Regions from separate parts of the Homo sapiens genome. Here region 2 is linked to region 1. A link is an interaction called in ENCODE POLR2A ChIA-PET data of the cell type or tissue named here. Cell type or tissue: MCF 10A. All regions are shown on one strand. Links, peaks and the distances in the headings refer to the core of each region. The heading gives the core; the rest is flanking DNA. Region 1 overlaps LOC105375233 (a long non-coding RNA gene). Region 2 overlaps EEPD1 (endonuclease/exonuclease/phosphatase family domain containing 1).

What was found. Peaks named below come from ENCODE experiments on the same cell type or tissue, not always from the same donor. Only the 100,000 strongest peaks of a DNase experiment are listed, where the experiment ranks them.
Region 2: POLR2A ChIA-PET joins it to region 1 with 6 read pairs; 3 of 35 experiments call an interaction of 5 or more read pairs at or near these places.

Annotation. Positions count from the first base shown.
Region 1 is chr7:36,035,155-36,039,547 of GRCh38, forward strand. LOC105375233 (a long non-coding RNA gene) reads left to right here. Exons shown (of 4, transcript NR_187894.1): 4 at 698-1,099. Among named protein-coding and RNA genes, the nearest start is that of EEPD1, 120 kb to the right of the region's middle. In MCF 10A, for the core only: no CTCF peak of the experiment used is centred there; a DNase peak (open chromatin) is centred at 2,187.
Region 2 is chr7:36,156,772-36,161,164 of GRCh38, forward strand. All of the region lies in intron 2 of EEPD1 (endonuclease/exonuclease/phosphatase family domain containing 1), which reads left to right. Among named protein-coding and RNA genes, the nearest start is that of EEPD1, 5.7 kb to the left of the region's middle. RefSeq lists an enhancer at 1,317-1,837. In MCF 10A, for the core only: no CTCF peak of the experiment used is centred there; no DNase peak of the experiment used is centred there.

The DNA of each region.
Region 1 (4,393 bases), core at 117-4,116:
GTAAACCTCCACCCGGACAGTGTGCTGGGCCGGGGCACCCACCCTCTGGGAGCTAGGAGTGTGGGCTCAGGGCGCTCAGGGTTGCCCTCCCCTACAGAATTGTCATCAGCCCAGCAGGAATTGGCTCACCCAGGCACACCCACCACCTTCTCCAAAACCCAGAGCTAATGACTGACTGGCACAGGGTACAAAAGCCTGGCCCCTTTGTCTTCTGGTAAAGCCGACACGGTGCTGCGGTTCCTGCTCTGGAGCTCTGTAGGAAGGCTGAAGCTCGGCTCCAGCTGAGACTGCATCCCCTGCCTTCTCCTTCCTCCCTCACTCCCCTGGGCTTGAGAGGACCCCTTCAATAAATCAAGTGCACCGAATGCCTGCCTTGGGCTCTTGGGAATTTCTTGGGACTTGGCCCAGAGTTGACAGTCGCTGAGTTCTTGATCCAGGCTTCCCCGCAGACACTGTCTGTGTGTCTTGGGCTCCATGCTTTTGCTCTGGACCCAGGCCCCCAGATTCCTAGGATGGGAATAGGACCCAGGTTCCTGTTGGAATGAGACAGTTTAGGCAATGCTCAAATCGTGAAGCCCCCTAAGCCCTCACCTGACTCCCCCAGGCAGATGTTTGTAGCTCGCTGTCACCTGTCCTATCCTGTGAAGTGACTGCTCTGGGATTGACTTACTGCTCCTCTCTCTCATTTGGCCTTGAGTGCCCGAGGGGCAAAACTGCAGCAGAGTGGCTCCTGTATCCTCAGCACTCAACATGGACCCCGTTGTTGGTGTTCAAGAAACATTTGAGGAGCTGCACTTACTTGGAATGAGAAAAAGTTACACCCATGACCTCCAGGTAAAGCAGACAGCAAATGGCATAAGTGAAGGGCCCTGCAGCAGCCACAGACACAGGCCTGGGGAAATAGAGGATCCCAGATGGAAGAGCTGCCACTTACTGGGCACCGCCCTGTGCCAAACCCAACACCGTGTGCACTCTGTAGACTCTCATTGAATCCCTAAATCCTTCCGTGGTATGGATTATTATCTCCATTTTACTAATGAGGCCATTAAAGCTCAGAAGATTAAGTAACGTGACCAGTATAAAGTACAAGAAAATGACAGATTCCGATTTTTTTTTTTTTTTTTGAGACAGGGTCTCTCTCTCTCTCTCTCTCTCTTTCTCTCTCTGTTGCCCAGGCTGGAGTGCAGTGATCCAATCACAGCTCACTGTAGCCTTGACCTCTAGGTTCAAGCAATCCACCCCCACTCAGCCTCCCACATAGCTAGGACCATAGGTGTGCACCACCATGCCCAGCTCCTTTTCTTTTTTTTTTCTTTGGTAGAGACGGGGTTCTCACTATGTTGCCTGGCTGATCTTGAACTCCTGGACTCAAGCAATCCTCCCACCTCAGCCTCCCAAAGTGCTGAGATTACAGGCATGAGCCACTGCAGATTCAGATTTTGAGCACTTGTCTAGCTGATTTCAAAGCCTGTCCTCTTTCCACAATCAGGTCTTAAGTCATATCCTGAAGAGTTTGTCATTGCTCTTCCAGGAATCCGATCCCCACTGGACAGGCTGGGAAGGTCTGGGCTGCTAGTGGTGTTGCAGATAGACTCCCAGGCAGCTGATGGAGGTGTGGAATGAAGAGCGTGAGAGATAACAGAAGCAGGCATGGCAGTGCTACCCAGCAGAGCCATGTGACAGAGGCGGGGATGCTGCCGTGGGTTGTCCAGCAAATAGAGATGCCAGGCCTGAGGCTTGATTCTCTCAGACCTTCTGCCTCTGGCAGCAAGACTGCTGGACCCAGAGCTGTGTGACTTTCACCAGGTTCCATTTCTCATCAATGGGGGAGCAGGGTGACTGCACCCAAAGAGTGTCAAGGTTTTCTTCAGTTCTGAAAGTCCCCAGTTCTCAACCAGTGAAAGGTCTGACGTTTCCCATCCCTCTTTGCAAATCCTGGGCTGAAGACCAGGGATCCAAGTCCCTCAGCCCAGCCAAGGCGACAGAAAGCCTGACTTTCCCAGCCCTGAAAAGAGTTGACGGGCTGTTCTCTGGGCTCGCCTCGGCAGCAGCATTGACAAGGGCTGGGAGAGGGAGACTGGCACAGGAGCCTTCTCAAGTTGCTCCACAAAGGGCCTCTTTTTCCCAGGCACAGTGACAAATACTGCCGCTCCCTCTGGCTATAAAGGCCGGGGGTGCGGACAAGGTTCCCATGTCTGAACTCTTAAGAAAGTTGCAAGCAAAGAAAAAAATGTGTACGGGCTTTTGGCTGTGCTTTTTGACTTGATGCCAGATAGCCGGTGGGTTCAAAATTACATCACTATTGACTATCTGAGTTGTTTCTCTGTTTGACCTTCTTGGAAGAATGGTTACCTTGGCAACAGATGGTTATCAGTTCCTCAGCAATTTGTGCCAAGGAACAGTTTCCTGCATGCTGAAAACCAGTGGCTTAAAAGCTGTATCTGGCCGGCCTCACCCTCCCAGGTCTCTGAGCGGATTGTGCAGTAGGGACAGCCCTTGACTTACAATGTTTCCACAGATGATTTTTCAGCTTTATGATGGTGCAAAAGCAGTACATGCTCAGTAGAAATCATACTTCGAGTATCCATACAACCATTCTGTTTTTCACTTTCGGTACAGCGTTGAAGTTACATAAGCTATTCAATATTTTATTAAAGGCCAAGCACAGTGGCTCACGCCTGTAATCCCAGCACTTCGGAAGGCAGAGGCAGGTAGATCACTTGAGGTCAGGAGTTTGAGACCAGCCTGGCCATATGGTGAAACTTCATCTCTACTAAAAATACAAAATTAGCTGGGCGTGGTGGCACATGACTGTAATCCCAGCTACTCAGGAGGCTGAAGGAGGAGAATTGCTTGAACTCAGGAGGAGGAGGTTGAAGTGAGCTGAGATTGCGCCACTGCACTCCAGCCTGGGCAACAGAGTGAGACTCCATCTAAAAAAAGAAAAAAAGGAAAAAATTGCTTTATTATAAAAAGGGCTTTGTGTTAGATAATTTTGCCGAACTGTAGGCAAATGTTTTCTGAGAACGTTTAAGGTAAACTAGGCTAAGCCATGATGTTCGGTAGGTTAGATGGATTAAATGTATTTTTGACTCATCATTTTTATAACTCATGGTGCATTTATTGGGATGTAACCCCGTCATAAACTGAGGAGTATTTGTATTTAGAAATAGAGCTGAGTTTGACAGCCAACTTTGTCTGTTAGGCAGTGGGTGCCAGGCCAGTGGTGCTGGGATTTCCAGTGTCCCCTGCCTCCAGCAGTGGACCCAGCTGAGCCTCTGGGATGCTCTGCCCCTGGCACCGAAGGCTGCTTGGTGCCACAGGAGAATCTGATAGGAGACATCCAGGGCTGCTGAAGTGGCTGGGGTGTCAGAGGCGTTTGAATTAGAGCAACTCCATCTTGAATAAGGACTAGGTAAAATAAGGCTAAGACCTACTGGGCTGCCTTCCCAGACAGTTAAGGCATTCTAAGTCACAGGGTGAGACAGGAGGTCGGCACAAGGTCCAGGTCATAAAGACCTTGCTGATAAAACAGGTTGCAGTAAAGAAGCTGGCTAAAACCCACCAAAACCAAGATGGCAATGAGAGTGACCTCTGGTCGTCCTCACTGCTACACTCCCACCAGCTCCATGACAGTTTACAAATGCCATGGCGATGTCAGGAAGTAACCCTATATGGTCTAAAAAGGGGAGACATGAATAATCCACCCCTTGTTTAGCATATCATCAAGAAATAACCATAAAAATGGGCAACCAGCAGCCCTTAGGGCTGCTCTGTCTATGGAGTAGCCATTCTTTTATTCCTTTACTTAATAAACTTGCTTTCACTTTATGGACTTGCCTCAAGTTCTTTGTTGTGCGAGATCCAAGATCCCTCTCTTGACTGGGTGCGGTGGCTCATGCCTGTAATCCCAGCACTCTGGGGAGGCCGAGGTGGGAGGATCACGAGGTCAGAAGATCGAGACCATCCTGGCTAACACAGTGAAACCCTGTCTCTACTAAAAAATACAAAAAATTAGCCAGGCGTGGTGGCGGGCGCCTGTAATCCCAGCTACTCGGGAGGCTGAGGCAGGAGAATGGCGTGAACCCGGGAGGCGGAGCTTGCAGTGAGCTGAGATCGAGCCACTGCGTTCTAGCACTCCAGCCTGGGCGACAGAGAGAGACTCTGTCTCAAAAAAAAAAAAAAAAAAAGCCCTCTCTTGGGTCTGGATCGGGACTCCTTTCCGGTGACAGGGATGTTCCTTTCCTGACATGTCCGCTCTCCCCTGCTTCCTGCTGTACCGCCCCCTGACTCACCGGATGCTGCACACTGTCCTCTGTGCTGCTTTCGCCAAATGGAGGTCCACTCATCCCAGCATTATTTCTTAAAAATTCCATCTTTACCTCAGTGATTT
Region 2 (4,393 bases), core at 283-4,282, 120 kb after region 1:
ACACCCTCCAGGTGGTTCTGATGCACACTAAAGTTTGAGAACCATTGTACTAGGTGTTAGGCAATCAGCTGTCCCTCTGTCTCTTGGAAGCCCCTTCCTCTGGCAGGGTTAGTGAATTCATGCAGAACTTTCCAGGTCTAGTCGGCCCTCCATACCTGTGGGTTCCACATCCATGGATTCAACCAACTGTAGATGGAAAATATTCAGGAAAAAAAAAAGTTGTGTCTATACTGAACATGTCGAGTTTTTTCTTGTCATTCCCTAAACAATCCAGTATGGTAACTATTTACATAACATTTACATTGTATTAGGCATTCTAAGTAATCTAAAGATGAATTAAAATATACTGGAGGATGTGCATAGGTTATATGTAAATAATATGCCATTTTATATCAGGGACTTGAGCATCATGGATTTTGGTATCACAGGGGCTCCTGGAATCAATCTCTGCAGATACCAAGGTACAACTGTCATTTTTATTTTCCCCTTTGATTGTTTTGATCATCCTTATAATTATTCAACCTTGTGATATTCTTTCTGACCAAGCGTTGAGGAGCTTATTCATCTTCTAGGACCTATGAATGTGAAGGGTAGAGAATAGGAGAGTGAGCAAAGACGGCTGGCCTCAGCGCTGGCTCCACCCTGCAGCCCACTGAGCAGGAGACCTCACGACTCTTGTCCAGTGTGAAGGTTGTCCTGTTTTTTTCTTCTTTGGGTTTCCTAGAGAGATGATGATTTGCTGAAGACATTGAACTACTGTCGTCAGGCAAGAGTACAGGAAAAGTTTACCCAAACCCACCAGGGTGTAGAAGGGATCACCTGTAAGTGACTGGGAAGGTGACCCGCACCGTCACATTCTCACTCTTGGCCAAATGTGTTGGAGGTTGATGGTTCTCTTTGCCTGGTCACAATGGATTCAGTATTCCAGACACTCCTAGCACATTGTTAATGTTTAGTAAACATGAACTAATGGACTCAGGGCCTGATCCCCTTCAGAGTAGGGTGAGTGCTTTGTCTGTATGACTGTCCTAGGGTATCAAAAGCTGTCACAGAGTAGATCTCGTGTCCTCAATGATAGCAGCACCCATTCTCCAAGAGCTGTGTGTTCGTCCTGATTCACAGAAATCTCTCCCCTTCCAATTGTTCCCGTATTAGTAAGAGGAAATACATTTAGTATGAGCAAGAATGGGTGCAGGTGATTTCTGGGTGGCTCTTATTTACATCCATGTGTACCTGTAATAAAAGAGTTTCCTAACTTTTGGGTATGCCTTCGTGCTTTCTAACAGCTTTCCCATTTACTTGATTTTCCTAGTAAGTCTGGGATGTAGGTAACACTGACTTTTATTAATGATTCTTCATCTCTGGGTAAGGAAACTAAAATCAAGTAAGTTAGATGACATGACTCTATCAGGCAGCTCCTTAGTGACTCAGCTGGGACTGCGACCCAGACCTTCTCACTTTAGACCTATGCCCTTTGCAAGCATGCTGTGTTTTGTAAGCACGACACCTTTAACCTGCCTCTTGGTTAGACACCCATCCTCTCCCTCATCAGGCGCACTTGCTAAATTGTGAGCCAGTCACAGTGTCTTAAATTAAATCCATTGTAAAGGGATTTTAAAGATACCCTTAGGCAGTTCCTTTGCAAAGGGAATAGCTGGCTGTGAATTTGCTTTAGTAGGTGTGTTTTCTTAGGCTGAAGGGTAGCTGTATGGGATGGGAGTTAGAGTCTTCTCTTTAACCTTCTTACAGCATGTGTGAGCTATAAGAAACTGTTTTGCAAGTGAGGCGTGAGGTAGGACAGCATTATTTGATAATCATACAGTCACCAGGAGCCTTCAGGGATGCCATGCTGGTAGCACAGAACTGACAGGTTTCATTAGATTATTTTGCCAAATCTCAGTCTTAGGCAATACTCTTCCTTGTTCGGTATTTATGGAACAAGATTAAAGGGGAATGTTCCTGCTAAATATGCTTGCAAAATTTGGAGGTAGTCCACATCTGGAATGAAAATTGGTTAATATTTCATTTTTACTTATTTATTTTTTGCTGGGAAGTCATTCTGTTTTGAGAGTCTCTTTGGTTATTGAAAGTATAAACCCTAAGGGAGCTGAAAGATAATCTCCAAAAGAAATAAGAAGATTTAACATCCCACTTGCTCATTTTCCCTGTGGCCTACATAAGAAGAGAACTTGAGTGTCAAAGTCTTTAGCCCTGTAATGGCTTAAATCAATTTTTTTGCCACATGTCTGTGATATCAAAGCACAAGGTGGATTAATGCCTAGCAACAAGCACTGATAGTGAAAAAAGATTTTACTTTATTAGACTTGATTAGTAGGATCAATATAAACATATCCCATCTTGTCATTTGATTCATTCATTGAAAAATATGTATTGAATGTCTGCTGTGTGCATATATAAGCTAATTTCAGGGATCAGCTTCGCCCTGTTACTTACCAAACTTAAGTCAATGTAGATTAGTTTGTGTGGCCCAGCCTCAAAACAGTCTAGTAAACCTAGAGTTTTGGGGCAGGTCAAAAGGAGTGATTGATACATGGTTGTATTTTTCTCATATGAACAATAGGCTCACCCTGGGAGGTTGAAGGGTGGGTGGATGCAGCCAGACGTAACATCTGGGGACAGAATGCCCATCAATCCTCTTAAAGTAGAAATTGTGAAATCCATTTTGACACTTTTGGAAACTGAGGCTCTGAGAGGTTAAATAGCATCTGTGTGGCCTTCAGAAATGTAGATATTGGAGTCAGGATTTGAAGTTTGTCTACTTTCAAAGCGGAGGGATTAGGCCAGATTAGGCGTGTCTTTTCCCAAACTCCATGCCCTTCTGCTGCCTCTGACTCCCAGCCCACCCACATTTCCTCCCTGCCTTTGGCTGGCCAGGTATCAGGGTCTTGGGGAAAAGGAGGGCTTCCCTACAACCCTGAGATTGTGTCAGGCCTCTGGGGGCCTCTGTTTTTTCCCGTTTTTGTTCCTCTAAAGGATGGGGCTTGAGGCCAGAGGTAGAGCCAATCCAAAAGGCGTCAGGGCTCCTCCACCCAGCCCCTCAAGTGTGAGTCTGTGACCTTGGGCCTGACTCCAAGATCAAGTTCCAGTTTTCTGAGCCAAGGAACTCTAAGGTGTTTCTAAATAGAAAGATGGTCGGTAGTAAGAGTGTTGTGGATTTGTAAGAGAAGACAGTGTGAATGCAGGGAACTTCCAATGTAGGCAGAACTTAGGGTTTATCTCACTAAAGGGAAAGGTGTGACTTTTGTTTTACAAGGAAGCTGGGCCCATTTTGGGTCTGATTCCAAGGTTCTTTGGGAGTTTGATGGTGTTGATTTTCCCAGGGGCTATCCATTCCTTTCTTACTCACTCATTCACCCATCCATCCATTCATTCATTCAGTTAGCAGATCTGTTTGGAGCTCTCACTAGGTACCAGGTTCTGTATCAGGCTCTGGTAATAAAGTGGAGAACAAGACAAAGTCCCTGCACTCATGGAACTTCTGTTCTAGGAGGAAAGACAAACAGGTCAACACACACATCAATCATTACAGATAGTGGTGCATGCTGAGGGTGATGGAGGTGAGGTGAAGAGAAGCCTATTTAGATGGGGGTCAAAGAATGCCTCAGCTGAAAGCTGATGGATGAGAAGAAGCCAGGCACGGAAGAAGCCAGGGAAAAGAATGCTCCATGGAGGAATTGGCAAGTGCAGAGGCCCTGAGAGTGCTGGCTCCAGACAGAAGGCCAGAGTTCTAGAGTGGCGGGTGGGTGGGGCCGCAGAGCAAGGCCAGGCCAGATCAGGTGGGGCCTTCAAGACTTCTTGTAACAGCAGGAGGAGGCCACAGAAGGTTAGAAGCAGAGGCTGAAGAAATGACCTCTTACCAGATAGTCTGACTGCTGGGAGGTGGTGGGGGGCGGGGCGTGCATGGAGAGGGTCCTGGGAGTTGAGTGAAGAAGCTGTTGCAGGATTCAAGCTAAAGGCAATGATCTCTGGGGAGATGGGGAAGTGGGCAGAGATGAGAAGCCTTTTAGAGGTAAAAACTGGCAAGACTTGCCTATATTGTGGATAGTGTGAGATTCAGCAGGTAGCTTGTTTGAAATGCTCTGAGGTTTCTATGAGATAGGTGCAGAGGCATATATAATAAGAAATCCTGGGGCTGACACACATGCCTCTGTATTATTTTAACATGATGCAAGGTGTTCACCTTACCCTTCCCCTCAGCCACAGCTGTGTCCTGGGTGTGGGGTCTTACTTAGGTCCATAGCAGATGGAGTATGAGGCCATGGTCTGCCCTCAGCAGATGGGGCATCTGACAAGGCCACATATTCTCTTCAGCATCAATGACAAATGGACCCAGGGCTTGCTCTGGGGACTTTAGGTGACTATTTCTATCAGG